Regions from separate parts of the Homo sapiens genome. Here region 2 is linked to region 1. The links are chromatin loops, found by intact Hi-C in ENCODE. Cell type or tissue: HepG2. All regions are shown on one strand. Links, peaks and the distances in the headings refer to the core of each region. The heading gives the core; the rest is flanking DNA. Region 1 overlaps NSRP1 (nuclear speckle splicing regulatory protein 1). Region 2 overlaps SLC6A4 (solute carrier family 6 member 4).

Region 1 (16,381 bases), core at 2,803-10,802:
CATCTCCTGATCTCATGATCCACCTGCCTCAGCCTCCCAAAGTGCTGGGATAACAGGCGTGAGTCACTGCGCCCAACCTACTTTATTTACTTTAAATTAATTTAAGTAGCTACACGTGACTAGTGCCTACATACTAACAGTGCAGTTCTAGCCCCGATATGTAAGTCTTACATTTTAGGAAGGCTGGGTTCTATTTATGAAAACAAACCACTTTCCTTTTTATACACTATCTGAACATGTATATAAGACTTATATTGTAGACACCTAATTCTTTCCAACTTTCTCCTTAATTCTGACAGCAAAATCATTTTAAGGTACCAGGCACCAATCATTTTAAGGATCATGAGGAATACCCACATTCTTATTTAAAAAAAAAAAAAAAAAAAAAAAAGCAGCCAGGTGCAGTGGCTCATACCTGTAATCCCAGCACTTTGGGAGGCTGAGATAGAGGGGGGATCCCTCAAACCCAGGAGTTCAAGACCAGCCTGGGCAACATAAAGCCCCATCTCCACAACAAAAATACAAAAAGAGGCTGGGCGTGGTGGCTCATGCATATAATCCCAGTACTTTGGGAGGCCGAGGCGGGTGGATCACCTGAGGTCAGGAATTCGAGACTAGTCTGGCCAACATGGTGAAACTCCATCTCTACTAAAAATACAAAGATTAGCCGGGCGTAGTGCATGCACCTATAGTCCCAGCTACTCAGGAAGCTGAGGCACGAGAATCCCTTGAACTTGAGAGGCAGAGGTTGCAGTAAGCAGAGATCGCGCCATTGCACTCCAGCCTGGGTGACAGAGCAAGACTCCATTCCATCTAAAAAAAAAAAAAACAAAAAAAAAAAACCACACACACAACAACAACAACAAAAAACACAAAAAGAAAATTCGCTGGGCATGATGGCTTGCACCTGTAGTCCCAGCTACTTGGGAGGATCATTTGAGCCCATGAGGCAAAGGCTGCAGTGAGCTATGATTGAACCACTGTACTCCATCCACCCTAGGCGACAGAGTGAGACTCTGCCTCAAAAAAAAAAAAAAAAAAGAAAAAAGAAAAAACTACAATTTGATTTTGCTTTCCCTTGAAGATTTTGCTCTCCCTTGTTAAGACCCATAAATCACTTAAAAATTCAGAAACTTTATACATTAAAAGTCTGTCTTTGGTTTTACAATAATATTAAACTCAATCACTGTTTTAATGTAACAATTTCTGTGAAATGCAGAATAAAAATGATCTTAAACTAAATCTGTAGGTTTTAAAATCAAGAAACTGCAAATTTCTAGCCATTCATTCAGTTAGGTAAGGCTGGCTGACAACACAATATGCAATGTTGTAATCTTCCATCTTTCAGAGGGTTAAAATGACCCCACAACCACAGATTATTAACAGTATTTTTCTTCAAAATATTTCATACACGTCTCCTCACCTGGCTTCACGAAAGCTGCATTTAGGTACTTCCTCTTCACCAACTGCTTGATTTAATAGGTGCCTATAAAATCCACTGAGATCTTTCTGCTTGGTTACATCCAAACATGCTAACAGAGGGAAAGCAAAAATTAGAATATATTCAATAAGGCACAGTGCAGTTTCATTTTACAGACATACAGTATATAACATACAGTGTGTAAACTACTCGCTGGATCAGGAGTTGGCAAACTGCAGGCCAAATCTGGCCTGTTGCCTGTTTTCATAAATAAATTTTTATTGAAACAAAGCCCTGTTCATTTATGTATTGTCCACAACTGCTTTTGTACTACAAAGGCAGAGCTCAGTAACTGCGACAGAGATCATATACACAAAAAGCCCTAAAGTATGAATATGATCTGGCATTCAAAATATGAATTTATAAATTTAAAGTCTTAAAATATGAATACTAAAATACTATCTGGTCCTTTACAGAAAGTTTGCCGACTGGCACTCTAAACACATAGTACATGCTTAGACAGAATGTTATAGACTTGGTTTTCTTCTACTTAAAAGCTGAAGAGGATGGGCGCAGTGGCTCACGCCTGTAATCCTACAACTTTGGGAGGCTGAGGTGGGTGGATCACCTGAGCTCAGGAGTTCGAGACCAACCTGGCCAACATGGTAAAACTCCGTCTCTATAAAAATATAAAAATTATCCAGGTGTGGTGGTGCATGCCTGTAATCCCAGCTACTTGGGAGCCTGAGGCATAAGAATCACTTGAACTTGGGAGGCAGAGGTTGCAGTGAGCCAAGATCATACGACTGCACTCCAGCCTGGGCGACACAGCGAGACTCTGTCCAAAAAGCTGATGAGCATTTGTCAATTAAAGTATTTACAGGGCTGGTCATGGTGGCTCACACCTGTAATGCCAACACTTTGGGAGGCTGAGGCAGGAAGATTGCTTGAGCCCAGGAGTTCGAGACCAGCCCCGGCAACATAGTGAGACCCCGTCTCTACAAAAAATACAAAAAGTAACCAGACGTGGTGGTATGTTCCCGTAGTCCCAGCTACTCAAGAGGCTGAGGTGGGAGGATCACTGGAGCCTGGGAGGTCAGGGCTGCAGTGAGCCATGGTTGAGCCACTGCACTCCAGCCTGGGTGACAGAGACCCAGTCTCAAAAAAAAAAGTATTTTATAAATACATATTCTACTTAGATCTTGAGAAATAATCATGAGTAGAAAGCACTAAGGTAAAGCATTAAGATATTCTTAATTCATCCAATTTTTATTCTTTCTTCAATTAATGTTATTCTTTTTCTAATTGCCTCATTGATCCTCCTTGAGTGGTGTTACTCTATTATTTTCTCATCCCAAAAAAATGTAACTAGGGTTTAAAATTATATTTATATTGTTTCTGACAAATGCCATGGCGTTATACTTTGTAATAAATGTTTTTACATTTCAGATCATGTTCTAAGGCAAAAGCCACAAAATGAGAACTAAGAGAAAAGTCTAGTAGAAATAATAGTTACTGAAGAGTTCAACTGTGTTTTTAGTTAAACTTTCCTTTCTGTTTTATACTGCTATATAATACCATATTCCTTGTGTCTTGAATTCCTATATATAAATTATGATCACAAACTCATAACCCTAAAGTTCAGTGACAGAGCAAACAGCTAACCACAGGGGAGAGATTCTGCTACTGTTTCCTTGTGCCTTTCCCACTCTTTCATTTTACCTTCCAGTGCAGCAGCCCTCTTTTCTCTTTCTTCTTCTTCAGCTCTCTCTTGCAGTTTTTTCTTATATGCAGATGTCACAAATGCTTCTTTATCATCAAACTCCCCCTTTTCCATTTCTCGTTCTCTCTGTATTTTCTTTTCCATTCTTTTTTCCTGTTCCTTTTTTCTGATCTCAACTGCTTTTAGCAAGTTGTGAATATACTTGGGCTAAGGAAATAAAAAAGATTTAGGAAAAGAGTAAAAAAATAGTAATTGTTAATATTATAATTTTTATAATGAATTCATTAAGATAGAAATGATTGGCCCAAATAAGATTGTCTTCCCTACATTCAATATAAACTTACTAGCAAGATTAATATTGAAACTGTTTTCCATAAAAATTTAGGTGTAGCAGAGATAGAAATTGTTTATAATGCGATTTAACTTTAATAAAACATCAAACTAAATATAATTTTTTTCTTTTTTCTGGTATTATCTTAATTAAAAAAAAATCAGAAAAGTTCCTGCTAGTTTTTCACATTTAGTAGAAATATGACTATTTAAAATAGTAGCTTAATATAATTTTATACCATCACTCTACTAGTAGATAACTGTCAGATGCAAATGCCCTTAAAAATCAGCCTGTGCTTGTGAAAGAACAAGAGTTGATAGAAAGAAAATCTGAACTTATTTCAGTTTTTACCCCTCCCAAATTTTTTTCTCACTGAAAATAAAATCATGATAGGTGCAGGCAGATGATTCAGTTACCAGCTAGGAAGAAATGAAAAAATGAGAGGGTAATAAAACACAAATAAACATACACAGGGCAGGAACAGTACAAATTTGGTACATTAGAATTCCAAGGAAAAGTTTTCAAAAAACTATTTGCAAAGGTTTCAAAGCAAAAAGCAAAATTGTTAGATAATTCACCTGGCCTATTAGGATAATATGTAGTGCTGCTTGAGTTCTACAATCAAATTTGTAATATCTGGAATTAGGGACTCTTCACACCTCACATACCTAAAAGCTTTTTCTCAGATCATTCTCATGTTAAAATAAGATTAAGACACAAAATGTAGGTCAAGGTCAAAGAAAGTTTGTTATTTCAGCTTACAAACCTTTCTGTCTTTCCCCAAAAGCAATTTGGGATTATTTTCCTCCTTTTTTTTCTGCATTTCATCATAAATACTGTCATATTCATACACAGTAGCATCTTCTGCAAGGGCCTTCTGGATTTCCAGTTTGGTCTTAAAAAAAAATTAAACATGTTTCAAAAATATGAGCCAGCCAATAGATACAACAAAGTCTATGCTTTTTGAGAATGGTTCATAAATTGAAAATATATCATAAAAATTACAATCACATTTTTAGATAGGAAATACAAATAAACTCTGGAGCCAGGCTGCCTGGGTATGAATGCTGGCTCTACACTTACTAATTACTCCGGGCAAGTTTGTTTGTAATCTTTTGGTACCTTAATTTCCTCATCTAGAAGAGAAAGAATAATGACTATATTTACATTCTAAGCTGTTATAATTAAATGACTAAACTTAAAACAGAGCCTGATAGAGAATAAGTATTCAATAAACATCAACTATTATTATCATTTATTCATTTGTATATAATTATACCCATCAAAAGGTCAAAAGGTACGATGGAAACACCTAACCTTGGTTTTGAGAGGCCTGTATTATATATTAAACTTTCATTATCATTTTTAGAGTTGTTAAACATAAAGTCTCTGCCTTTATCATGTTCCTTCCATCTCAAATGATGTTTTTTTCTCCTCTTTCAAGCGATCAAAATCTTACCCAGTGTTTCAGGGCCAGCCCTACTTCTTCTATGAGCCCATTTCTGAGGCCTCTAACCCCCAATGATCTTTCTTCTAAACTCTGAGGAACATTCTATTCTGCAATATTTACACTAGATTTTTTTTTTTTTTAAAGCGATGGGGTCTCGCTCTGTCGCACTGGCTGGAGTGCCAGTGGTGTGATCTTGGCTCACTGCAACCTCTGCCTCCCAGGCTTCAAGTGATCCTCTCACTTCAGCCACCCAAGTAGCTGGGACTACAGGCGTGTGCCACCATGCCTGGCTAATTTTTATATGTTTTGTAGAGACAGAGTTTCACCATGTTGCTCAGGCTGGTCTTGAACTCCTGGGCTCAAATGATCCACCCACCTCAGCGCCCCCCAAAGTGCTGGAATTACATGCGTGAGCCACCATGCCAGGCATGGGCGTTTTTACTTCCTGTTTTACAAATCTTAGCCTTTTGCCCCCGGTTGTAAATTCCTGAGGTACAGAGTCTACACACTTTGATTTTTTCCTCAATTGCTAGATTGGCTAATGTAGAACCCAAGAGGGATCCTTTTTAAGTGATAGGATGATATAATTATTCAAAAGAATCTATCTGATAGACTAGGGTTTTTACATACCAACATTTAAACTCTGAATAATGCACATGCTAACTGAAAAACTTTTTTTCTAGAATATTGTTTAAAATATTAAGAAATTCATTTTTTTCACTTCTCAACCTTTAGAAAGTGAAAGATTCTCCTGCCTAGATGTTGAATTGGCACTCCTGCTCACTCCCCAAAACCAGCCTGGATAACACAAAGAGGGAAACATGGAATCTAAGAAATAATCACCACTACAATAACAAAAAGCAAGGAAAAAGGGAGACTGAGGGCTGTTTTTTTTTTGGGGGGGGGGGGACGAAGTCTTGCACTGTTGTCCTGGCTGGTGTGCAGTGGTAGGATCTTGGCTCGCTGCAACCTCCGCCTCCTGGGTTCAAGCGATTCCCCTGCCTCAGCCTCCTGAGTAGCTAGGATTACAGGCACCTGCTACCATGCCTGGCTAATTTTTTGTATTTTTAGTAGAGACGGAGTTTCACTATGTTGGTCAAGCTGTTCTCGAACTCCTGACCTCGTGATCTACCCACCTTGGCCTTCCAAAGTACAGGGATTACATGCATGAGCCACTGCACCCGGCCAGGGCTGTTTTAAACTGATGACATGCCTTTGTATATGTTGGGAGGAGAGCTGTAGGGGAGCACTTGAGTAGATATGTTACTATTAACTATGTTGCAACATAAATAAAGCAAAAATTGAACAGATATTCAAGGAAAAATAGACAAATCCATAATCACAGTGGGAGATTTAACATATGCCTCTCAGTAACAGAACAGACAAAACAAAACAAAACAAAACAAAACAACAACAACAACAAAAAAAAACAGTATGAATATATATGGATTAACACAACTGGCCCAATGGACACATAGAGAACATTTTCTTTTTTCTTTTTTTTTGGGGGGGGGGTTCGGAGTCTTGCTCTGTTGCCTAGCCTGGAGTGCAGTGGCACCATCTTGGCTCACTGCAACCTCCACCTCCTGTGTTCAAGTGACTCTCCTGCCTCAGCCTCCTGAGTAGCTGGGACTACAGGTGCACACCACCATGCCCGGCTAATTTTTGTATCAATACAGAACATTTTCAAACACAGAGGAAATATTTATAAAAACTGACTATATACTGGACCATAAAGTAAACCTCTACAGGTTTTAAAGGAATGAAACAATACAGTGCAGTGTCTTGGAATCCAAAATAATCATGTTAGGGACTGGGTGTGGCAACTCATGCCTGTAATCCCAACACTTTGGGGGGCGAAGACGGGCGGATCTCCTGAGGTGAAGAGAGCGCCTGGCCATCTAAAAATATAAAAATTAGCCAGGTGTGGTGATGCACACCTGAAATCCCAGCTATCAGGAGGCTAAGGCAGAAAAATCGCTTGAATCCAGGAGGTGGAGGTTGCAGTGAGCTGAGATCGTGCCGCTGCACTCCAGCCTAGGTACAGAGCAAGACTCCATCTCAAAAACAAAAACAAAAACAAAACAAAACAAAACAAAACAAAAAACCCCAAAAAACAAACAAGCAAAAAACCAAAGTAATCACATTAGGAATGAATAACAAAAAGGTAATCAAAAACCTCCGTTATGTTCAGAAATTAATAATAGATGGGTCAAACAAGAAATCATAATGCAAATCAGAAAATGTTTTGCATGAAACAACAAAAATACTGCCTATCAAAATCTGTAAGATACAGCTACAGAAGTACTTAGAGGGAAACATATAGCCTTAAATGCATATATTAGAAAAGAGAACAGAAAACAGAGCTATGCAGCAATCTCAAAAAGTTAGAAAAATAACAAAATAAACCCAAAGAAAACAGAATGAAGAACACACTGATCTGTCAGGACAGAAAATGAAGTAGAAACAAACAAAATGTATATAGTATCATATTAGCTCATTGTATAAGGCTCGCCAAACCTTGGTATTATCAGACTTTTTCAATCTAGATAATTGCAGCGAAAGAAAAGGAAACCATCCTATTCTGCCCAGTCTCACTTATGATGCAAAAATCTTCAATACTTAAAAACTCTTAATGAAGCTTTAGTAAGCCAAATGCAACAATATATGAAAATGATAACATTTTATGCTTATGTTAAGTTTATACCACTTATGTGAAGTTACAATGATTGATTTTCTAAAGTTAAGCTGACTTTACATTATTGGTATAAAACCAACATGGTCATGAAGCAGTATCCTTTTTGTATGTAGTTCACCATTTAAACAAATAAACAAACAACAAAACCCTCCAACTAAGAAAATAATTTCCTTAGATTAGCAACAAATATCTATCAGAGACCTACAGCAAATGTTTTATTTACTGATGACATACTGAAAGTTTTCCCAATGAAACGGAATATGACAATAATGTTGCCATCATCAGTTCTGTAAACTTGAGGTCCACATAGAAGAAAAAAATAGTTTAAAGTACCCCATTTTAAAAAGCATTTTCTCTAAGATTTAGTAAATGCAATCAAGCTAGTATTCTTCATAGTAAAATGAAAAATAATTTCAATTCGTATGGATAAAGACATTCGATGAGCTGAATCAATCAAGTGGGGAACAAAGGGAAAAGTATGTAATATAGGTGCGAGAAAAAATCAGCAGAAAGCAGGTGAAAGGTGTAAGAGTTGTAGCAGCATTCCTAATTTCCAAGCAAACTACAAAAAGTCCCACTAAACAGATAAAGTGGCTTGAACAAGACAGAGTTAAGAATAAAATCAGATTTGGGATTCATGCTTTAAGTGAAGAAAAAAAGGCAGCACAAAAATGTTAAAATAATCCTGGAAAACAAGATACCTGTATTACCTTGGATAAGTTACCCAACTCTCCAGAACTAAGTCTCCCATTTATATAGTGAGGAAGTTGAACTTAATGGTATCTCCAAAATTCTGACTCAAAGCACTCCAGTATTTATGTTAAATAATCACTGTTTTTTATGTTTTATGTGTATATTAAATCATTCTGAGGCTGCTGAGTTACACATTATATTTCACTGTGAAACTCTGACATTATCTTAAAATGACTAAATATATCCTTCTGTGCCAATTCGTCCGGGAGGGTGTGAAACACAGTGGTTAAAAGCCTAGGTTCTGAGGTTTCACTGTCTAGTTTTGAACACAGCCCTACCATTTATTAACTATGTGGTCTCATGCAAGTCACATAAATTCTTCTTGCCTTCATTTCCTTAACTATAAAATAAGGATTATAAAAGCATCTATCTCATAGAATTATTGTAAGAATTAAAGATCATTCTTAAAACATAGTTGTCATGATGCCTGGCACATAGAAAGTGCTTAATAAACTTATCTTTATGCAGGTTTCCAGTTAGACAAAGAGGAAATAGGACCAAAAATTATAAAGCTAATGGAGAGGATAAATAATTCAAAATGAAAAACAAAGGCACCTCGCTATTGTTTAATTTCATTACATTCTATAGCAGAAAATCTAAGATATACTAGTCTACAATAGCAGAAAAATTAGTAAACCTTCAGGCCTAGTTCGATAATTAATAGTATGATCTTAAGGAGCACTTTATCCTTTTTGAGTTTCAGATTTCTTAATCAGTACTATGGGCAAGTTTGTGAGAACTGTAAAAGATAAATGTATGTAAAAAGCACTTGGAAACAAGCACGTCTTTTAAAAATTATCAGGCCGCGCACGGTGGCTCACGCCTGTAATCCCAGCACTTCAGGAGGCTGAGGTTGGCGGATCACCTGAGGTCACGGGTTCCAGACCAGCCTGACCAACACGGTGAAACCCCGTCTCTACTAAAAATATAAAAATTAGCTGGGCATGGTGGCATGCGCCTTTAGTCCCAGCTACTCGGGAGGCTGAAGCAGGAGAATTGCCTGAACCCAGGAGATGGAGACTGCAGTGAGCCGAGAGTGCACCACGGCACTCCAGCCTGGGCAACAGAGCAAGACTCAATCTCAAAAAAAAAAAAAATCTATATATCTATATATCTATATATTTGTATCTATCTCTGATATTCTTCTTTCTGGGCAGATGAGTTTCAAATAATTATAAGTTTGTGAAACCATTTTGGTTGTGAAAAGGTTTTTTTTTTCCCTGCAAGTAAGCTCACTAGCAAGAATTTAATAATAACAACAGGCCAAACAATCCATTATTAGACTAATGAGTCATCTACAAGCAGAACTGGTTTAATCTATAGCACAGCAATAAGGAGCTAATTCTTCATTGTGTTTTTCCTTAAATCTATTCTGTTTTAGTCTCAGCACCTAGATACCAAAACTGATGCTTAAAAATGAGCCGGAATGCTTCACTGAATGCACTTATCCCAGTCTTCTACCTTACCTGTTTCATGGCCTGCTTCTTAGCAGCTTCCCTCTGAAGGCTTTCACTCACAGAGGTCTGTAAAACAGAAATATATTGTCACTTTTTAAACAAATTTAAAATTTCTTTTCCAGTACGAGCGTCCCCTATCTAAAATACATGGGACCAGAAGTGTTTTGTATTTCAGATTTTTAAAATACTTACTGGTTCAGCACCCCAAATCTGAAGATCTGATATCTGATGCTCCAATGAGCATTTCATTTGAGCTTCACATTAGTGCTCAAAAAAGTTTTAGATTTTAGAACATTTAGGATTTTTGATTTTCAGATTTGGGATGCTCAACCTGTTTTCTGGTTGGCAATGGTGCCTTACTTATAGTTAAAAGTAAAAAGATAATAATACAAATTAAACTAACATTTTCAGGGTTTTTTCCCTAAACTTCAGGAAATAAATGAATTTGCATTGTAAATCCTCAGAATAGATTATAAGGTATCAGAGAAAATAGAATGGTACAGGAAAAGATGAGTAAACATGAATTTTTAGTCCTAAATTCACTACTGTCATTCAACCTTTACAGATTTCAATTTGCTTCATGTGAACATGTGAGAGAGAGAGAGAGAGAGAGAGAGAGAGAGAGAGAGAGGGAGTGTGTGTGTGTGTGTGTGTGTGTGTGTGTGTGTGTGTGAGAAATGGGGAAAGACTGGTCTAGATAATATTTCAGGTACCTTCCAACACTAAAATGGTATGATTCCCAGCTTACAAAAAGCAAACTATTTTAATATTCACCACTCAATATAGTGTATCAAGCTCTCGGTTTATGTTTAAGGCTTAGGGACAGCAGCAACTATTCGTGGCAATAATCAAAAACTATGTACCAAAAAGCATGTTTAGGTCCTGAGGATAGTGAAAAAGCAAGAACAGTCTCAGTCTTAGGCCAGAGACTGAAACAAAATCTTGTTTTTCAGATAAACAGTCTGAAAGGGAAGACAATTAAAGAAATAATCACAATATATGGCCAGGCGCGGTGGCTCATGCCTGTAATCCCAGCACTTTGGGAGGCTGAGGCAGGCAGATCACTTGAGGCCAGGAGTTTTGAGACCAGCCTGGCCAACATGGTGAAACCCCGTCTCTACTGAAAATACAAAGATGAGCCGGGAGTGTTGGAGCACAGCTGTAATCCCAGCTACTTGAAAGGCTGAGACATGAGAATCACTTGCACCTGGGAGGCAGATGTTGCAGTGAGCCAAAATTGTGCCACTGCACTCCAGCCTGGGCAACAGAACCAGGCTCTGTCTCAAAAAAAAAAAAAAAAAAAAGACAATTACAATATAAATGTGATAAGCAATATAATAAAGGAATAAACAAAGCACTGTGGGAGCCCAGGGCAGAGAAGGCAACTAAATGTATATGAGGAATCAAGAATCCCTTTCCAAAAGAGATATGACATTAGACCAGAATCAAAGAGAATAAAAATGTAAAAGAATGCAAGAGGAAGATAGGAAGTAGTCATCACATGGGCAAAACTAAAGATTACATACAGCTAAGAAAAAAAAATACTTAAGAAAAATATGTTTCCTTAATAGTACAGGCTTTAATCATCAGGGAAATGTAAATCAGAACCACTAAGAGATAACACCTCACACCTGTTAGAATGGCTATTCTAAAAAAGTCAAAAAATAATAAAGGTTAGCATGGGTGCCAGAAAAGGGAATTCTTATATACTGCTGGTGCAGATGTAGGCTGGTACAGTCAATATGGAAAACAGTATGGAGGTTTATAAACAAATTAAAAATAGAACTACCATACAGCCTAGCAATCCCTCTTGGCATATAGCCAAAGGAAATGAAATCACCACCTGGTAAAGGTAGCTTCACTCCCATGTTCATTGCAGCATTATTTGCAATAGCCAGGTATGGAAACAATCTACCTGTTCATTGACAAATGAATGGATAAAGAAACTGTGGTAAATATGTATGATGGAGTATTATTCAGCCTTTAAAAAGGAGATCTTGCCATTTGCCACAATATGAATGGGCCTGGAGGACATTATGCTACATGGTAAGCCAGACACAAAAAGAAAAATAGTACCTGACATCATTTGTAAGTGGAATCTCTCACAGAGATAAAGAACTTAAAAACAATGGTTACTAGGGGTGGGGTGAGAGGAAATGGGAAGAGGTAGGTATGTAACAAGATGAACAAGTCTAGAGATCTAATGTACCACATGAGGACAATAGGTAATAAAATTGTACTATATATGGTATTCATGCTAAATGAGTAAATTGTAGCTGCTCTTGCCACAGAAACAAAAAAAGTATGTAAGATAATGGACATGTTAATTTGCTTTACTGTAGTAAACTTTTTACCATCTATATCCCATAATTGTTATATACCTTAATATGCACAATTAATTTTTTTCAAGTATCAGGATTTGCAAATATACTGACACTGAATTGTATAAAAGCATGAATTTTATGCTATGTGAATTACATCTTTTTAAAAAAGCCAAAATAAAGCTACTGATGCATTTTTAATTCTTTCATTTGTGGGGGCAAGGGCTACATGGGTTATCTCTGTCCCTCTCAATTTTGCTGTCAGTCTAAAACTGCTGTTTAAAAAAAAACGAAGTCTTAAATATACATAAAAACATATGTGTAAGTTTTAAATATATATATGTACACAAAATCCTCAGCTCTAGAATTATAGTAGTCCAGCCTATTAACACTTGCTATCTTCAGTTGTATTGTACCAGCAATTGGTGCTTTTTTTTTTTCATGGTAATAACCAGAACAAAATAGTTCTCTATGACCACAGACAAATCAATTTAATACACAAAGGTCATATAATACATATTTAAAAAATTAAATAAGTATGCAAAGAACTAAAGACATTTTAGGTGATGGTAAACTGACTAACTGGGGGAAAGATGTTGATAACAAAAACAGTAATAGCTGCTAACATTTATTGAGCTAGGTGCTATGCTAAGTATACTAGTTGTGTATTACATGTATTACTGATTTAATCCAAATTTCTGTTACATGTAATATGAAACTTTCATTCACTAGAATATCAATTTTAAATACCAAAACTGAAAGTAATAGTTAATATTTCCAATGTATTTTCATGTCTGTATTTCTGATTAGTATGAATGAAAAATATTTTTCTTGACCACTGAGTTAATGATGTCTTCAGGACTGACTGAGAAGATTACATCTCCAAATGCTGGATGTTTTCCTCTTTTACTTGCTTTTATTTTTTCCTATCTCCTCCTTCAGTCTGTCACCTTTAATCTGTCAGAGTTTACCTGCTGCCTTTCAAACTGGATGCTTCAATCTAAACTATGTAACTTGGTTGTTATGGAAGATTCTCAGAGAAATAAAATAACTTTTAAAAAGAAAACTTGGGAAAGAAAAACACAAGGCTATACCTTTCCAGACTTTTATAAAATATAGAATAAGCAGACTGAGAAAGGCCTTTCCAATGTAGACTATATCTATTTTGAGACACCTCAAAAGATTTTGTTTCTATGTTCATAGCTGTTTAGAAGAATGAAGTATGACCGTTGAAAAAACAAGCTGTTACTACTTACACAGGAAGGTAACATAATGGAAGGAGTGCAATAGTTTTACATATTCTATTCACAAACTTATATCCCTAGAATTCAACAGCATCAGTGGATAACTCTGAACCTAACCTGAAAAAGTCAGGAAAAACTGATGATCTTTTGAAGGTCATTTGATTCTCAATTTTCTAAATAAAGGTACTTTAACAATTACCACTAAGGATGACGATTAAATGCCAAAAACCTGTTTAAACAAATACAAAAAGCTTAAAAGAGTAGCAGTAAAACTTTTACTTTTTTCTGTAATAGTAACCCTATATAAAAATATATAAAATGATCTTCTATATAACATAAAAAACTCATCTAGATTCAGATCAGACTGAAAAATAACTACTACAATTAAAAACAATTTCCTCATAAAAGAGCAGATACTTATTTTATTTTATTTATTATTATTATTATTACTATTATTATTATTATTATACTTTAAGTTTTAGGGTACATGTGCACAACGTGATTGTTTTCAGATAACCATAATAATTATACTATGTAATTTTAAGATTGAGAACAAAAATTGGCACATGTATTGTGGCCTATTCTGTGTGTCTTTTTTGAATCTATAATTCTGCTAAGAACTGTGCAGAATATAAAAGGATGTTGCTTGTGTTTAATTTTTATGATTCTTTAAATATATTTTAAATGGAAATCCAGAAAGGAAATATATTAATCTAAAAATAGTAACAACAACAGTAGTTACAATAATCCTAACAACTTCAGAAATAATGGATAAGTAAGCTAAATGACATATAGAAGTCACCTTTAATTGTTAAGGCTACAGATTACCTGAGAGAATTTAAGGACAAACAGCTGGTGAATGGCAAAGCAAGATTCCAATTCAGGTACTCTTATTCCAAACTTTAATAACTTTCCTTTAAACACCAGTACTGGATATACACTGAAATGTCTCAAGACAACACAGAATTAAAAGGCATGGAAAGGTACAAATAGCCTATAGCATAAATCTGATTTAAACTTTATAATATTGAACGGTGTCCTATGTTGCTATTATTGGAAATTCACCAACTGAGATGATTCCTCTGAAAACGTAAAGCTGAGGTATGATTCCATCTACTAGAGTAACATAAGTATTATTATAACTGTACATGTACTGTTGACCATTAGAGTGGAAAGTCACATAAAATGAAAACACAGAATGTTATTAACATTAAAGGAAAAACGAGTCTATTTAGTATTTGATATTTTAAGTACTGTTTCTACATCTACTCCATAGTATCAATGAAAAACAGATTCCTTCAGATACATTGTAGTCATATCATGAATGGGAAAATATTTTTCTTTTTAACAAATATCTTAAATACATATATTTATGTGTGAGAAAAAAAACTACTACAATTAAAAGCAGATCAGTAAGATCTTATTTTTTTTTTTAAGACAGAGTCTCACTCTGTTGCCCAGACTGGAGTGCAGTGGTGCGATCTCGGCTCACTGCAACCTCCGCCTCCCGGGTTCAAGAGATTCTCCTGCCTCAGCCTCCTGAGTAGCTGGGAATACAGGCGCACACCACCATGCCCAGCTAATTTTTGTATTTTTAGTAGAGACAAGGTTTCATCATGTTGGTCAGGCTGGTCTCGAACTCCTGACCTCATGATCCACCTGCCTTGGCCTCCCAAAGTGCTGGGATTACAGATGTGAGCCACCGTGCCCGGCCAGATCTTATGTTTTTAAAGGTCAAGTCTTTTTACGTTTTTAGTGGTATCCTTAAAATACTAATACAGTATACATACACAACAGAATAGTATTTGGCCATAAAAAGAATGAAATCGTATCATTTACAGCAACATGGAAGGAACTGGAGGTCATTACCTTAAGTAAAATAAGCCACACACAAAAAGATAAATATCGTATGTTCTCACTTCCATGTGGGAGCTAAAATAAAAACTTTGATCACATGGAGGTAGAGTGAAAAGGTAGATAACAGACTGGGAAGGGTAAGTGAGGGAAATGGGGAGGATAAAGAGAAGCTGGTTAAAGGGTACAAACATACAGTAAGATAGAAGGAATATATTCAGTGTTTGACAGAAGAGTAAGGTGACTATCCTTTTTGTTTGTTTGAGATGGAGTCTTGCTCTGCTGCCCAGGTTGGAGTGCAGTGGTGTGATTTCAGCTCACTGAAACCTCTGCCTCCCGGGTTCAAGCGATTCTCCTGCCTCAGCCTCCCGAGTAGCTGGGATTACAAGTGTGCGCCACCATGCGTGGCTAATTTTTTTTGTATTTTTAGTAGAGATGGGGTTCTGCCATGATGGCTAGGCTGGTCTCGAACTCCTGGCCTCAAGTGATCTGCCTACCTCGGCCTCCCAAAGTGCTAGGATTATAGGCATGAGCCACTGCACCTGGCCAGGGTGACTACCCTTAACAAAAACGTATTGTACTTGGGTAACAGACACTAATTGCTGACTGACTTGATCACTAAGCATTGCATTCATATAACAAAATCTCACAGGTATCCCATAAACTTGTATAAAATTTTTTCAAATACTAACACAAATTTTAAGAGAACTTTTAATTTAGTCTGGTTTTCATAAAAAGAAAGGATACTCAAGAAGGTAAATATCACAAAAGCAGATCCTCTTGCCATAAATCAGGGAAGGGTTGATCTTATTGAACTCAGCAAGAGAAAAAATAGATTTCATAAGTGCCCTGTGAATAAAACAAAACTTATATAATAACTGCAAAGATTATTAATCTCTAACTTCAGTGTTCCTATACTGTACAGCATGAGGAGAACTTACAAAATAACGTTCACAAGTGTAGACTCAGAAACAGTCTACAACTGTTCTCTCTCTTGCTAGCTTGTTATTCTAGGTATGTTAATTTCTTCCTGTTTCAGTTTCCTCCTCTATATATTAGTACCTACCTCACAAAGGTTAGCTACCATTTTTGTTATTATCATGTTCCTGTTTAAAAATATATGGCTGAAG
Region 2 (15,987 bases), core at 4,383-12,382, 50 kb before region 1:
AACACAGGTAACTCCAGACATTAAGCCAATACGTGGCAGCTCCTTCTCCTTCCTAGTTGTGGAATGAATGGTATAATTGGAGAGAATATAGAAGGCAGGGCTTCCTGAAGAAGCTTAATTTTAATTTGGCTTCATGAATCAACAGGATATGGTCATGACTTGACTTTTTCTAAAGATGTCTGGACAGCCAGAGCAAAAATTATACAGTCACTTTTGGTTGTTGTTGAGAAGGTAACTCAGACCTTAGTTATTCCCAGTAACATATCAGCTCCTCGTGGTCCTCAGCTCTAAATGAGGGGCTGTGGAGAGGACTGCCTAACACGATGTCCGAGTCCCCTCCAACTCACTCTGCAACCATGACCCTAACCTCTCCACTTTAAGAAAACATGAGTTGAAATGATGGTGCAAAAATGCCGGAGGGCCGGTACTCTCTACCCAGATATCACCTTCAAATCAGGGTCTCCTGGGGATCCCCTCAGGTTTCACTCTAAGGCAGAGGCTTTGCACACTCTGACACATGTAAGTAAGTTAACCCCTGCACCTTAACCACAGCCAACCAACAGGGGCCCAATAACCCGACTCCCCAGCTGCCCAAATGCCCTTTGCAAGATGCCCAGGGTGTGGTGCGGTAGAAATAGCCCCCAGGCAGCACAAATTTGGGCTGCACCGATTTTCCTGTCCAGTCCCTGGGCTATTAACAGCCACCTCCACTCCCTGATGTTTGCGGTGTTCCATGGAACATACGTGGGTGTGGAGCGAAACATCTCATAAAAGCGCCTGTTTCTCCACACTTGGGACAAGTGAGGCAGACTCCCTTGCTCTTACAGGGAATCTGTTTCTGGGCTTAACCAGGCAAAATGACATTCCAAGGGAAGAAAACTCCCATCTTTCTAGGAGGGACCCAGGGGAAAACAGATGAAACTAGCCTTTCACAGAAACCTGGCATCAATGATCTTCCCTGAGCAGAAAGGCAAATTGCTCTTCCAGGTGGGCACGGGCTCCACCATTGGCCTGCACAGCCCCGTACTTCCAGGTGGAGCTCACGGTGCTGACTTTGGTTCACATTCAGAAATGTTGCCCTGTGAGAAACGTCTCTGCAGGGGCTGCTCCCTTCAGCCTGACTTTTGTTTGCTCTGGGTGACTGGGAAGACGAATGCTCATTTACTGAATGTCAACAACGCGCTTTTAAATGGGAGCAAGTGTTTTCCCAGCCCTGTGTCTAATGAGGTGACAAAATGAGTAGCGATAAAGTGGATGTGAGGCAGTCTGACTGCCTTATTATTATTTCCATCTTTCCTTTGGCCCCTCTGGAACCTGGCAGCAGCTCCCCAGCTTCCATCCCAACCCTGAACCAAGGGGATTTGTTAATGGGATTTAAGCCACAGGCTCTTTAGCACCCAGGACTGGATGGACCTCCATTAATCCCAGAAGCCCCTGGGCTGCAAAAGGAGAGACGCAACCCAGTGATGTGGAGACAGAGAGGCAATGTCCCAGGTCTTCAGGTACTGACGAGTGACAGACAGCAAGGGGAGGGTCTCCTGGGATGCTGATGTCCAGTTCTTCAGGTCATTCTTTGAGGTAGGGAGGGAAGAGGTGACAGGAGGGGTTATGATGAGACCAGGTGGTGATCTGGGCGAGCACTTCTCAGCAAAGCTGGGGACACAGCGAACCCATTGTGTGCTTTGGGAGAGCCCAGAGCCCCAGACTGGGTGGGCAGCTAGCAGGAGGGGGCAAGTACGTGGGCCTTTGCCGTCTTGGGTTTTGGTGTGACCTTTCTGTGTGTATACAGGAAAAAAGAGCATTTCATTTCCTTTGTTACTGAACTGTTGAATAAAATAAGCTGATTTGTCTTCTCTAAGGGAACTTTTTCCTCTAAGGGGCCAAGAATTAGTGAGTGGGAGACCTGGAAGGACCAGGGAGGGGTTCTGCTCCCCGTAGCTCTGTGCATGGCTGGCTCTAGCTCACCCACGGCTCTTGAGGACAAAGCCAGGCCTAGAACTTGAGTCTCTTCTACTTTCGCTCTCTTCTCTTCCCTCCGTAATGATGGGCATGTCTTCTTTAAAAGGCGAACCAAATTAGCTGGCCCTTTCTCTTGTTTCAGAGTTGGGGAGCTGGGCCGAAGGAACAGGGAGGGAAGAGCCTGGAGGGGAGAGGGGAGGTAAGCTGTTCTGGTCAGCAGGGAGCTTTGGCTGACTGGAAGTTTCCCAGCACTGGCTGAGGGCTAGAATTATTTTTTCTTTTGAAAATTTTCAACTGAAAAATCAGAGATATGGTCCATTTTCACCAGTTAACATTTTGCCAATTTGTGTACAAAGTCACTCTAATTATGCATATATCTAATTTTTGCATATGCAGTATATATATGATTTGATATATTATGTGTAATATATAAGATCATTAATATAATTATGCCATTTATGTATCTGTATGTATACATACAGATATATATACACACTATATATACACATATGTACATACAGATACATACAGATATATATATACATATGTACATACAGATACATACAGTGTATATATGTGTCTGTATACACTATATGTATATATAAACTATATGTATCTGTATGTATACCTACAGATATATATAGTGTGTATATATATATCTGTAGGTATACATACAGGTATATATATACTATATATATAGGTTCAACTAATATATATAGTTGAACCTTTGAGAGTTTGCAGACTTCCAGATACTTCTTCCTTAAATACTTCAACACAGATTTCCAACAAACAAGGACCTTCTTGTACGTAACCACAGCGCCATTTTCATGCTGGGGAAACTGGAGATAGATACAATACTATTATCGCACATACAGCTCATATTCCCATTTCCCCCGCTGTCTCAATGATGTCCTTTTTAGCATACAGTGTTACTCTGTGAGACTGTAAACTAGGGGTCAGAAAGTTTTTCTTGCTCTCATCTCAGTGCATATCTGAGAACTAGACTGGTGCAATGATGTGTAAGGATGAACTGATTTTTCATGAGTGTCTCCAACTGTGTGACTCACACTAAAGCACATCTCAGAAATTGTTGACCTAAGAGTATAGGCACCTTTGAGCAGCAACAGCCAAACTCCAAACACCTTGTGGCTGAAGAGGTGGTTGCACGTGTCCTCCGCGCCCCCTCTCCACCTGGATGCACCCGTCTCCTCCAGCAGCCTCACCTCACCTGACCTCACCTCTCCTTCTCCCCTCCATGCCCCACCCAGAGAAATGGGCCAGTTTCCCCTCTCTTTTCTCTTCTCCACTCCCATTTTATTTTGTAGTTCCACTTCAAACCCCCTTTTCCCCACTTCCCTCTTCCGCCTTGCTCAGCAGCCACAGGTGAATCCACCCTTATTTCATAGCACCCTCTCCCTGGGGTTGTTTTTTCCTCTCTTCTCTCTGTTTTGGGTCCCTTTGTGGACCCAATCATGTCTGTTTTACACAAAGGTAATCTTAGTAACATACCTGTATAAAGGAAAAGAAAAGCTGTGTGTGGACATGTTCCCATGTGTTCTATCTCGATTTTTACTTATTGCATAAATTGTATTTATCACAACAGTAAAGGAGTGTTTGGAAGGTGAAGTGACACTCCTAATCCTGATTAATCTAACACATCATCTGTTTTGAGTTTCTCAAGTCTCTTTCCCAGCCTCGTCCACATTTAAATATACTATGGTAACAGAGTAAAAGCAGTTTTGTTTTCTGCAAAAAGTTGTAAGTTGTGAAATTATGTGTCACAAGCAATTCATGTCACCAACTTCTTCTTCTTCCTCTTCCTCTTCCTCCTCCTCCTCCTCCTCCTCCTCCTCTTCCTCTTCCTCTTCCTCTTCCTCCTCTTCTTCTTCTTCTTCTTCTTCTTCTTCTTCTTCTTCTTCTTCTTCTTCTTTCTTCTTTTTCTTCTTCTTCTTTTTTGAGATGGAGTTTCGCTCCTGTTGTCCAGGCTGGAGTGCAATGGCCCGATCTCAGCTCACCACAACCTCTGCCTCCTGGGTTCAAGCTATTCTCCTGCCTCAGCCTCTAAAAGGCTGGTATTACAGGCATGCGCCACCATGCCTGGCTAATTTTTGTATTTTTAGTAGAGACAGGGTTTCTCCATGTTGATCAGGCTGGTCTCGAACTCTGACCTCAGGTGATCCGCCCACCTTGGCCTCCCAAAGTGCTGGGATTACAGGCATGTGACACTGCGCCCAGCCCATGTCATCAACTTCTAAAGAACTTGGACCAGGCGCAGTGGCTCATGCTGTAATCTCAGCACTTTGGGAGGCTGAGGCAGGAGGATCGCTGGAGTCCAGGAGTTCAAGACCAGCCTGGGCAACATAGCGAGATCTCATCTCTACTGTGTATTTTAAAATTGAACAACAAACAAAACTAAAGACCTCAAAAGTGCCTAAAAGACACCTCCGTGGAATCTGTACAAGGATCTCCCTGCTCCTTGTTCTTCTTTCCTTAAATTTAGTTTTCCTTAAGAACCAAAAAGAAGGTTAAAATAAAGAAAGAACTTCGAATCAGTCTCATTGTCAGCCCCCTCCCCACCCCTAAGCCGTCGTGTAGCACTTAACAACGCTGTGTTCTACAGCTTTCGTTTCAGATGTTTTAGTTTATCACATTTATTTCTGTGGGTTAGGAAATATATTCTAAGTTCCAAACCACCAGCTCACAGATGAACATTTGGAGCCCAGACCGCTGATGGGTGTGCCTGCCAGTACTTGTTTCAAAGTCTGAAAGCCCATCCCGGGCTCTTTAATCCTGGGCATGTCAGTCTCTTCCTGTCCATAGTCCATGAAAATGACTGTTAAGGCAGCCCTCCTCCTCTGCCCACAAGATGCACAGCCAATCTTCCCGATGGGTGAGGCAGGGAGGGACAGGGCCCCTTAGAATAGAACCCTGATCCCATTTGACTTAACTCCAGGGAGGAGAGAAAGAGCAGCACCTCACATGGAGCTCAGATCTGTTGGCACCCTCGCCCAGTCAGGAAACCCAAAACAAGCCCTCCATGCTGAGAGCTGTACAGGGCGTGCTCCAGTCTGCAAGTATTTGGACTCAGGGACGTGTAGCCATAGCCCCTGCTTCCAGGGGCACACGAAGCAAATGTATATAAAAGGATAACTAATGATGCCTGGTAATCAATGGCGAGTGACAAATGAGAATTGAGTAGAAAGAGTGTATCTTGGGCTGGAGTGCTGAGAGGAGGTGGATAGAAGCTTATGCCAGGCCTTGGAGGGTGCAGGATAATTAGAGGAAGGGAAGCTACAGGTGGGGACGCACACGGCACTGTTGGTGCCTACTGGCCCCTGAATAACCTGCGGTATTTGTTAAAAACTGCAGATCCCTGAGTGCCCACGTGGATCTCTTGAATTAGAATCTCTGGGAGAGCAGCCCAGGAGTCTGTTTCCCAGGTGACCCCAAGCACTGATTGAGAGCAGCAAGCATGACCCAGTGAGGCCCGTGCTGGGAGCCACAGATCACTTAAGTCCCAAGTCTTGTGGGCCTCAGTTTCCCTGCTAGGGTATGAAGTAGAAAGGCACAATGGGTTGCGGATGTATGGTGGTGATAGTGACATCAACTCACTGTCATTTATTGATGCTTCCCTGTGCTAGACACTGAGATAAGCATGTGTCATACTTTAATTCCCACGACAGCCTTTAGGAAGTAGCGGTTTTAACAGTCTGCTTTTACACAGGAGGAAATGGAAGCTAAGAGAGGTTAAGTGACCTACTCAAAGTCACACAGCCATTAAGTGGTGGACCAGGGATTCCAGTGCAGACCTGAAACAGAAAGGAGAGCTATGGGTTGTGAACAGAGGAACTAATGAAAGATGACTCTGGAAGGAAGTTAGTCTGGGCTTGGCTGTTTATATTCACTGGAGGAGGGCTGTTCACATCTGCTATGCTAAATTCATTTCTTTCTAGTAAAGTCAAAATAAATAATCCAGTATCCTTTTGGCCAGCCTCTCAGGGGGACCTTGACCCCATCACAAGGGGCATATCCTCTAGATTTTATACTCTGTGTAGAGAGAAGCCCAGGGCTATCCTCTCCCAGGCAGGGAAAGTTCTGGACAGAAATTCTTTTTCTTTCTCATGATAACTGGCCCAAATGGCCCTGAGGATTTTATCCTATTTAATTCCTCTCCAAAAAATTAAACCAGGCTGGGTGCAGTGGATCATGCCTGTAATCCCAGCACTTTGGGAGGCCAAGGCGGGAGGATTGCTCATAGGCCAGGAGTTCAAGACCAACCTGGGCAACATGGTGAAACCCCATCTCTGAAAAAAATACAAAAAATTAGCTGGGTGTGGTGGCACACACCTGTAATCTCAGCTACTCGGGAGCCTGAGGTGGGAGGATTCCTTGAGCCCGGGAGGTTGAGGCTGCAGAGAGCCATGATCATGCCACTGCACTCCAGCCTGGATGACAGTGCAAGACTCTGTCTCTTAAAAAAACAACACACACACACACACAAACACACACACAAAGGAACAGAAAAAACACTAAACTGACTCTGTCATATGAGGAATCCTTTGGATAAGGAGATGGCTGTGATAGTGGAGTTCATTTCTACCCTTTTTGTCCAAAAAAAAAACAAGCAGATTTTCTCTATTCTCTTCATTTCTATCATGAAATCTCTTCAATTCATTGGAAAGGCAAGGCAGGAGTCCCTATGGCTTCCGACCTGTGCCCCCATGACCCTGCACACTTCGGGAACACAGCAGTGCCTTCAGCAGATGCAAACGTGAGCCCCCATTTTACACTGCAGAGCCTGCAAGGAAGGATCAGCCAACAGCCAAGGTCCTGTGAGAGAAACTGTGCAATAGCAGCAAAGGAAGACTTAAAGCCTGGGGGCAACTGTGGTGCAAAACATGTGAGCTATCTAAACACGCCGCGGCGAGCCAGCGGCAGCCTCTGTTCACCACGGGATGTGTGGCAGCACCAGCCTCTCCAGAAGCATCGTGTTTTTCCTAGCAGTTGGTTTTCTTTTTCAGATTTTAGGCTTGGCCTGTGGACTCCATGCAGGCAGGACTGTGCCTGCCTTGTTTCTTTTTTCTTTCTTTTTCTTTTTTTTTTGAGACAGAGTCTCACTCTATCGCCCAGGCTGGAGCGCAGTTTGGCTGACTGTAACCTCTGCCTCCCAGGTTCAGGCGATTCTCATGCATCAGTCTTCTGAGTAGCTGGGATTACAGACATGCACCACCACGCCCGGCTCATTTTTTGTATTTTTATTTTTATTTATTTATTTGAGACAGAGTTTCACTCTTGTCACTCAGGCTGAAGTGTAGTGGCTCAATCTCAGCTCACTGCAACCTCCGCTTCCTGGGTTCAGGCAATTCTCCTGCCTCAGCCTCACAAGTAGCTGAGATTACAGGCACCCGCCACCACACCCAGCTACTTTTTGTATTTTTAGTAGAGACAGGATTTCACCATGCTGGCCACGCTGGTCTCAAACTCCTGACCTCAGGTGATCCGCCCGCCTTGGCTTCCCAAAGTGCTGGGATTACAGGCGTGAGCCAGCTGGCCCGGCTTGCCTGCCTTGTTTCTGAGGAGCCGAGCACATGTGGGCCTACGCACATCTTTGCTGAGGGAGTGCTTCTCCATGAAGAAGGCCAGATTCCATGTTTACTGCTTCGGGCGGCACCAGCGTTCCATAATTCCCATCACTCTTGGGAGATGCCCTGGGAACTTCAGCCTCCCTCTGAATAGAGGATACGAACTGCCAGTTGGCTCTATGACCTGTAACTAATCCTATCTCAACGTTAAACCCACAGTTCATTTGTTTTTGTTTGTTTTGAGAAAGAAAGTTGAGTTTCCTGAGAAATGAACTCACTTTGATCTTGACACATGAAGTCAAAGTTCAACATTTCTGTAGTGTCTTTCTGCTTAGAAGGCACTGATAGGCATCAAGTAGATGGAGCGTCACAGGCATTTCCAAAGGGCTGGGTGTTTATGACCAATCGGGATAATTACATGCTTGTTCAGGTACGGGTTGCTCCTGGCTATAGAGACAAAGTGTGTGGAAAGAGGAATGGAGATTCGATCAGAAGTTTAAATAGAAACAGTCCTTTTTTACTTGGAGTCAGGGATTGGGGGAATGGAGTGCATTAGCTTCAGGAGAGTTAAGAGAAAGTCAACCACTCCCATTGGCTGGTCAACTGCACCCCTCATGTGCAGAGACCTAGGGGGACGAAGCTTCTGTCTGCCAGCTGTCATTCCACAGCAGAGGTGGGGTCCACGGCACCACCCTCAGCCTGTCACCAGCTCAGCCTGGAACAACAGCACACATCCAAGATGCAAAGGAAGGCTTCCTTCTGGGGCTTTTTCTGGACATGGAGAAACTCAAAGACTGCCTGGAGAAGGTCACAGCTGTAATATTGACCTCGTTTGCAATCTTTCCACCCAGCAGGATAAAAATACCTTTTAAAAAAAGAAAGCTTAGAAGAGGGCATTCTCAGAAACCAACCTTCTTAACAACTCACACTTCTCTATTCCTGGGCCAGCTTGTTTTCAGCCATTGTTATGTGCAAGTCTTGATAGAAAAAGCCAGCCAGGGCTCTGCAGAATCAGAAAAAATAGGAAGAGAGTCTGGGGCTCCACAGGCAGGAGCTTGCAGGCAGAAAGGGCCCCGGGCACATGGCATCTTCTCCTGGCAGACCCGATTAGTCACCGAGAGGAGTTTTCCTCTACCTGGCAGAGGCAGAGGAGTAAGTTAAGAAAAGGAGATGTGTGTCTCCTCTGAGTGGCTGTAACTTTGTGTTTGCACCCCAGATTCTATGATGAGGGTGGGGGTTCAGTAGGAGAACCCCAGAAAGCACAGCTGGATAGAGAGAGACAGCCTGTGGGGAGAGGCTGCCCGGTCATGAGTTGTCTGAGGGATGCTCTGGGTTTTCTTGCACTGGGGCCATTTCAGCCTGTTGATGTAAAATTTTTTAATTAAAAAATTAAGAAGAACTAGGGGATATTTCAGGAAACAAGACCTCTGTAATGGCTCAGAACACAAATAGAAACAGCGTATTACTCTTCCAGGAGCTGCTTACCATAGTTGCCAGGAATTCAGGACTGGATGCCTTCGGGGCTGAACCCCTGAGGACTCCTGAGAACACACGTTGCCCTCAAAAATCTACCTACCTGCACACATTTTCTACCCTCTCTGCAGGACGCCTCAAGGAAGAAAGTAAACAAAATCCAGAACAAATCATTTGGCCCCTGAGGCAGGAGGGTAACTGCTCACTGCTGCTGCTAAATGTCTATTTCCTCTCCCCAAAGTATTGCTTCTGAGATGGACCGCATTTCCCTTCCGTAGACCCTCTGGGCCTGGGTAGAGAGGCCAGGGAACGCTTGGGTGATGCAATTGGAGCTTCTATTTAAGTGAGAGGAAAGTGGCAGTACAGAAAATAGAAGAGGTTCTTGCAGAAAATTGTGGGGCCAGGCCAGGCATGGTGTCTCACACCTGTGATCTCAGCTCTTTGGGAGGCCAAGGCGGGTGGATCATGTGAGGTCAGGAGTTCAAGACCATCCTGGCCAACATAGTGAAACCCCATCTCTACTAAAAATATAAAAATTAGCCGGGCATGGTGGAGCACGCCTGTAGTCCCAGCTACTCGGAGGCTGAGGCACAAGAATCGCTTGAACCCGGGAGGCAGAGGTTGCAGTGAGCCAAAATTGTGCCACTGCACACCAGCCTGGGCAACAGAGCAAGACTGTTTCAAAAAAAAAAAAACAAAACTGTGGGGCCAGTGGGAGGAAGAGCAAGGGAAGGAGCAGCTCTGTCAACTCGGTGCCCTCCAGCCGCACAGGGAAAAGCTCTTCCTCCCTGCCATTTGGCCTTCAAGTTCGTCAGTTGTTTAACGTACAAAACATGTCATTGATATAGGCCGGAGGGAAGTACAGAGGCCTTTTTAAACAACACAACCACTGACTACCAAGTTCAGGTTTAATTTAGCTGAATATTTAAATATGTTGACATCTCATCATGTAATAAAATAATAATATCCCTTGGCCTGGTAAATGGTTACCTATGGTGGGTGAGAGGATGTGTGGTTATTTTAAAAGCCTATCAAGCCTAGTTGAGGGCCGAAGGAAGGGGGAAGTGGGGGGAGGCCAAGGCCAGGCAGTAGCATAAATGGTGAGCAGGGTGAGGTTATGGAGACCGCTCTTGTCAGAATTCATATCCTTCTGAGTGGTGTTTGCATTCTTGAGCCTGGGGTGGGTGGCGGAGGGCCCAACAAGTGCGGTACAGCCCAAGACGTCTACCTCCCCTTACACACACACAGCCCCTAGCTACATGAAGCTGATTTATCTCTTGTTGCTGTAGATATTTTTGGCAACAATCGATCCCTTTAAAATTTTTATTTTCCACTTTACAGAAAAAATGCAGCAAACGCCAAACCCTAGTGACTGACATTGCCTGGTGTTCATGTCTAATCCTTGCTCATGTTTATAGCCATAGTCATTCTTGTGAAGCTACTATTTTGTGTCCTGATTTTTCACTTACTATGTTTTTGTCTTCACATGTGTAGGTAGCTAAGTTGCAGTCACCAAAAACCCCAAATAGGTAGGAGACATCCATGCGCCATTTCTATTAGCCAGTTCCTAGCCATCCTCCTAACTGTTGGATCTGGAGGGTTAGCCTCAGATCATTGCAGTTATAAACAGTCCATCCCTGGCTATCTTTTCTAGAAGGGTCCAGTGTCATCTCAGCTAGGCAGAAACGTATTTCAACTCCCAAACTGTTTCAAGAGTTTGAAAAGCTCAGGCCCAGAAGAAACAGAGTGAGCAGTTGAACAGTCTTACAACTGCTGCTTACAACTTTATAACAGGCCATAGGTTTAAAGTCCAAAAGGGCTCAAATTTCTACCCCACGTTTGACGACTCAGACCTCAAGCCAGAGCTGAGCTGACTTCCCTGCGCCCAGGCCACGGCGGTGAAATGAAGGCACAGCAGCCCCGGCCAGGCCCTCCCAGTGGAGGCACAGGGGGACGGCGACACCAACCACCCCAGCATCAGTAACCTGCACACTCTTCTCCCTAGGTCTCCTGGAGGCAAGGCGACCTTGCTTGCCCTCTCTTGCAGAATAACAAGGGGCTTAGCCACAGGAGTTGCTGGCAAGTGGAAAGAAGAACAAATGGTGAGCAGCAGTGCCGTTTAAGGACCAGTCGGGCTTGCAAATGCATAATGGGAACGCAGAAAGGCCATGTGCAGATAGACTGGACACAGCCGGAGGCAGCTCAAATCTGCCCCAACCTTCCTAGGGGCTAAAAGACGAGTGACAGAATCTGTAGCTGATGAGCTGGGGTGCCTCACGAAGGGTGGCCTTTTTACCTCTGTCCTTTGCTTTTTTCCTTTTAAAATCATAGCTGTAGTTGATATAAAATATAACTTTGGGTGTGCAGCTTAAATGATGGTGAGGACTGTCCTGCCTGCTGAAAGGCAGAAACGCCTTTGCTTGTCATTGTTTCCCCAACATAGCATCCAAGACAAAGGGGGTGCTCTGTGACGCTTTGGAGCCTCTCTCACATTCTTCTGAGCTGCTGGCAAACCACAAGATGAGAGTCCAGTGGCTCAAAGGGAAGCGAGTGCTTTGCTCTCCAGTCCAGCCTGTGCAAACCTTGGTGATTTGCTGTCTATTTGTGTTGGTTTTATTGTTTCCTTTTGAAATTACTTGATTGTCATTTGATGCCCTGTATAGGTTGAGAAATTTAGTTGAATTTATGGACTGCCATGTAGCAAATAGGATGTCTCACATTTAACAGATGCATTTGTAATCCCGTTAACTAATGTAGTTTAAGATGTATGATGAGTTAATACCAAAGATGAGTAAAATGTCTAACTTTTTTCTCCTTCCTCTGTGTGTCTTTCCAACAGAGTCAATCCCGACGTGTCAATCCCGACGATAGAGAGCTCGGAGGTGATCCACAAATCCAAGCACCCAGAGATCAATTGGGATCCTTGGCAGATGGACATCAGTGTCATTTACTAACCAGCAGGATGGAGACGACGCCCTTGAATTCTCAGAAGCAGCTATCAGCGTGTGAAGATGGAGAAGATTGTCAGGAAAACGGAGTTCTACAGAAGGTTGTTCCCACCCCAGGGGACAAAGTGGAGTCCGGGCAAATATCCAATGGGTACTCAGCAGTTCCAAGTCCTGGTGCGGGAGATGACACACGGCACTCTATCCCAGCGACCACCACCACCCTAGTGGCTGAGCTTCATCAAGGGGAACGGGAGACCTGGGGCAAGAAGGTGGATTTCCTTCTCTCAGTGATTGGCTATGCTGTGGACCTGGGCAATGTCTGGCGCTTCCCCTACATATGTTACCAGAATGGAGGGGGTCAGTATCACAGGCTGCGAGTAGAGGCTGTGACCCAGGGTGGGCTGTGACCCGGAGTGGGCTGTGACCCGGGGTGGGCTGTGACCCGGGTGGGCTGCGACCTGGGGTGGGCTGTGACCTGGGATGGGCTGTGACCCGGGTGGGCTGTGACCTGGGGTGGGCTGTGACCCGGGTGGGCTGTGACCTGGGGTGGGCTGTGACCCGGGTGGGCTGTGACCTGGGATGGGCTGTAGGTCCTCTTGAGAGGCCAGAAGACAGATTATGTCTTTTCAGTCTTCACTGGCGTAAGACTAGGAACATGATGACTTAGACTTTCGAGCTGGTAGAAAAGTCAAATCTCGCCAGGCGTGGTGGCTCACACCTGTAATCCCAGCACTTTGGGAGGCTGAGGCAGGTGGATCACCTGAGGTCAGGAGTTCAAGACCAGCCTGACCAACATGGCAAAACCCCGTCTCCACTAAAAATATAAAAATTAGCTGGGTATGGTGGTGGGCGCCTGTAGTCCCAGCTACTTGGGAGGCTGAGGCAGGAGAATCACTTGAACCTGGGAGGTGGAGGTTGCAGTGAGCCGAGATGGCACCACTGCACTCCAGCCTAGGCGACAGAGCGAGACTCTGTCTCAAAAAAAAAAAAAAAAAAAAAAAGTCAAATCTCCAGCAAGCCAAAAGCTGAAGACAGCGTGTCTGAGGCTCTCCGGGTTGTGAAGCTGGGTGAAGCCCTCCCAAACCTGACCTCACAGATCTCCAGCATCATTAGCGCTCCATTTATTGAAGGGCCTCCTTCTCATCCTGCATTCTCCAGGCTCTGTCCTCCCCCAGCCAGAAGTGAGGGAATGGCCGTCAGCCCTGTGCTGAGTCCCTTCACTCCTGCTGGCAAGTTCTGCTGGGAAGAGTCCACGAGGGTAGGCCTGCGTAAGGGAAAATTTGGAGGTGGCTTCAGAGTCCCAGATGCTTCTGATCCTTTGGACCTGTGTGAGGTCAGAGAAGGGCATCAGCGTTAAGTCCTAAATCTTAATTACCAGTCTGGGCAGAATTTAAGCTGGATTAGATCCACAGCATGACATTAATACCAACCTCAAACCACGCATGGCTGGCCCTCCTATCTCCTCCTGGGATGTTAGATTTTTGAGGCCAGAGGCCCTATCTTGTTCCTTGTACCCCTAAAGCCTCTCAAGTAGTTAACTTGTAGATTATAAAAAATAGTAGCTGACTGTAGGCATGAAGATGGGAACCTGGGGGAGAGCAGAGCAGTGGGGAAAAGTGAATGGGTTTGGGGCCTCTGGACTTGTTATCAGCACAAGAAAATAACAAGAAGTGGGTGTCAGATGCGTCAAGCTTGATTTTCATGGGAACTCTGACAACAGATTTGGGAGGGCAGCTACAAAGAGGTTTGGGGATCATCCATTTGTGTCACCCTCACTTCTCCCGTGACCTAACACAGAGTGGCCTGGATTTACTCTCTTTTAAAGATTTCTGTCCATGTAGTTGCAAAGGTAGTTCCAGGGGGCCCCTGGGAAGCTCAGCGCTTCCTGCCTAGGAGGAGCAAAAGTCATAATCACCTTATCTCCTGCTCCAGAGGACTCACCTTTAGCCTGGGCATTATGTAAGGGGCTGGGTCACTGGTGACATTTCCCCGACACTCATTCCCCAGCGTAAAGCTGATCAAGCAAACTCTTTGGAGGAAGGCCATCACGAGAACACATGGTTTTATTCTCGAGCCGGGTTTACCCAGTGTGACTGTAAATTACATGGACCTTTCTGATTTGCACAGACCTCAGGTTTCTGGGTTCAGAGCATTTTACAGCAGGGAAAATTAGGGAAAATCACAGCTGATCCACCCTTTAGGCTAAAAACTCAGGCTGCAGGTTAGCATTCCCCAACTTGGTATTTTTAAATTCAGCCTCAGCCACAAGATCCAGGAGACACCAGCATCTCCAGTTAGGTAGCAGCTCTGTGCTTGCTTGTTCTGTGAAAAACTACCCTGTCCAGCCACTCCTGCAAACGGCGCTTGTCAGGGAGCATTCTGGCTCAATGGAATTATGGAAGTGTAGCCAAATATCAATAATCATGTGTCTGGAGCCATAGATAATACTGATGAACAAAGATACTGATTTGGTGACTCACAGAGAGTTGCAGCTGTTGCTACAGATTGTCACAGGTGATCTGTTCCAAGGGTCCCAGGTACTGGCTGCATCGGAATCACCTAGGGAGCTTGAACACAATTTTTGTGTTGTGCCCATGCTTGGAGATTCCGCTTCAGGAGGTCTGGGGTAGACCCAGGAATCTAGGTGACTATGATGTGTGGCTACATTTGGGAAACTCAGCTCTCCTCAACTGTGTTCTTTTATAGGGAGGAAATTGGGGCTCAGAGAGGGGAAGTGGCCCAGCGTTCTCCAGGTAGTCATAAGTGGATGTGATCCTGCCTGTTCTGTCGACTCCCAAACCAGGCTTTCTTCCCAATTGCTCTCTTGGCCTCCTCTGAAACCTCATTTTAGTCATGGTGCTCCCCCTACGACTGCTTCTAGCAAAGCACTGAGACCAGAGGAGCACAGCATGAGGCCACTCAGCCCAGGGTGGCTCCTGACACTCACATCATCCGGCGACTGTGATTCTCAGTCACAGATTGGTTGGGCTATCCTGGGACAGACGTGGGCAGGGAGTGAAATTGTCTTTCATCTGCCTCAGGGGCATTCCTCCTCCCCTACACCATCATGGCCATTTTTGGGGGAATCCCGCTCTTTTACATGGAGCTCGCACTGGGACAGTACCACCGAAATGGATGCATTTCAATATGGAGGAAAATCTGCCCGATTTTCAAAGGTAACTGAAGGGCTCGGTGGGGTGGGTAAGTGGAGCCTCTCAGGAAGGGATTTCCATCAGTGGGTGGGAGCTGGGGACCTTCTTCTGGAATCAGTCAGGCCTTAGGCATCCCTGGGAGACTGCTTGAGTAATTAAGGTTTTGACTGCGTAAGTGGTGTGAAATTGTCAAAGAGAAACAGAATAAACGGCAATGAGAAGTAAACTAATGTAAACATTTTAAAGCATTAACAGGACATGTACACATTTTCTAAAACATGTTACCTTGCAAATACATATGAGTGACTAACGGCAGGGCCACTTTTCCCACGGTGGCCTGGAGTCCTTGGAATGGAATGGAGGGCAGCACCCACGTGTACCCCTCTGCTGGGCTGCGGGGCTCTCCAGTGCCCCGTTTCAGCCTTTTGCCGTTGGGCCACCCTTAAACTCGGCCTCTGTCTCTCCATCTCACCCACTGCCCAGGGATTGGTTATGCCATCTGCATCATTGCCTTTTACATTGCTTCCTACTACAACACCATCATGGCCTGGGCGCTATACTACCTCATCTCCTCCTTCACGGACCAGCTGCCCTGGACCAGCTGCAAGAACTCCTGGAACACTGGCAACTGCACCAATTACTTCTCCGAGGACAACATCACCTGGACCCTCCATTCCACGTCCCCTGCTGAAGAATTTTACACGTAAGTGCACGTAAGTGAGGGGTTGGCCTGTTAGGGGCAGGCCACACCCCTGGGGTTTGGCTTCTTAAAAAGAAGGCCAGGGCCAAGGGCTCCTCACCCCTTTCTGAGAGATGAAGCTATCAGGGGTGGGAGTAGCAGAATTTGGAGCTGGGAAACTCTACCTCAAGTGC

The links. Peaks named below come from ENCODE experiments on the same cell type or tissue, not always from the same donor. Only the 100,000 strongest peaks of a DNase experiment are listed, where the experiment ranks them.
Region 2: a loop joins it to region 1, with 1.8 times the contacts of the local background. A loop is called at or near these places in 2 of 110 quality-filtered maps.

The regions. Positions count from the first base shown.
Region 1 is chr17:30,166,059-30,182,439 of GRCh38, reverse strand. NSRP1 (nuclear speckle splicing regulatory protein 1) reads right to left here. Exons shown (of 7, transcript NM_032141.4): 3 at 9,842-9,898; 4 at 4,241-4,369; 5 at 3,143-3,350; 6 at 1,424-1,532. Among named protein-coding and RNA genes, the nearest start is that of MIR3184, 57 kb to the right of the region's middle. In HepG2, for the core only: no CTCF peak of the experiment used is centred there; no DNase peak of the experiment used is centred there.
Region 2 is chr17:30,217,948-30,233,934 of GRCh38, reverse strand. SLC6A4 (solute carrier family 6 member 4) reads left to right here. Exons shown (of 15, transcript NM_001045.6): 2 at 11,020-11,116; 3 at 11,854-12,319; 4 at 15,004-15,138; 5 at 15,598-15,817. The coding sequence starts at 11,977. Among named protein-coding and RNA genes, the nearest start is that of SLC6A4, 9.8 kb to the left of the region's middle. RefSeq lists a silencer at 7,838-8,038, enhancers at 10,977-11,492, 12,379-12,395, 12,385-12,401, 12,327-12,569, 12,320-12,618 and 5 more and cis regulatory regions at 12,446-12,478, 12,429-12,478. In HepG2, for the core only: no CTCF peak of the experiment used is centred there; DNase peaks (open chromatin) are centred at 4,738, 6,836, 7,844 and 10,854; H3K4me3 peaks cover 3,229 bases.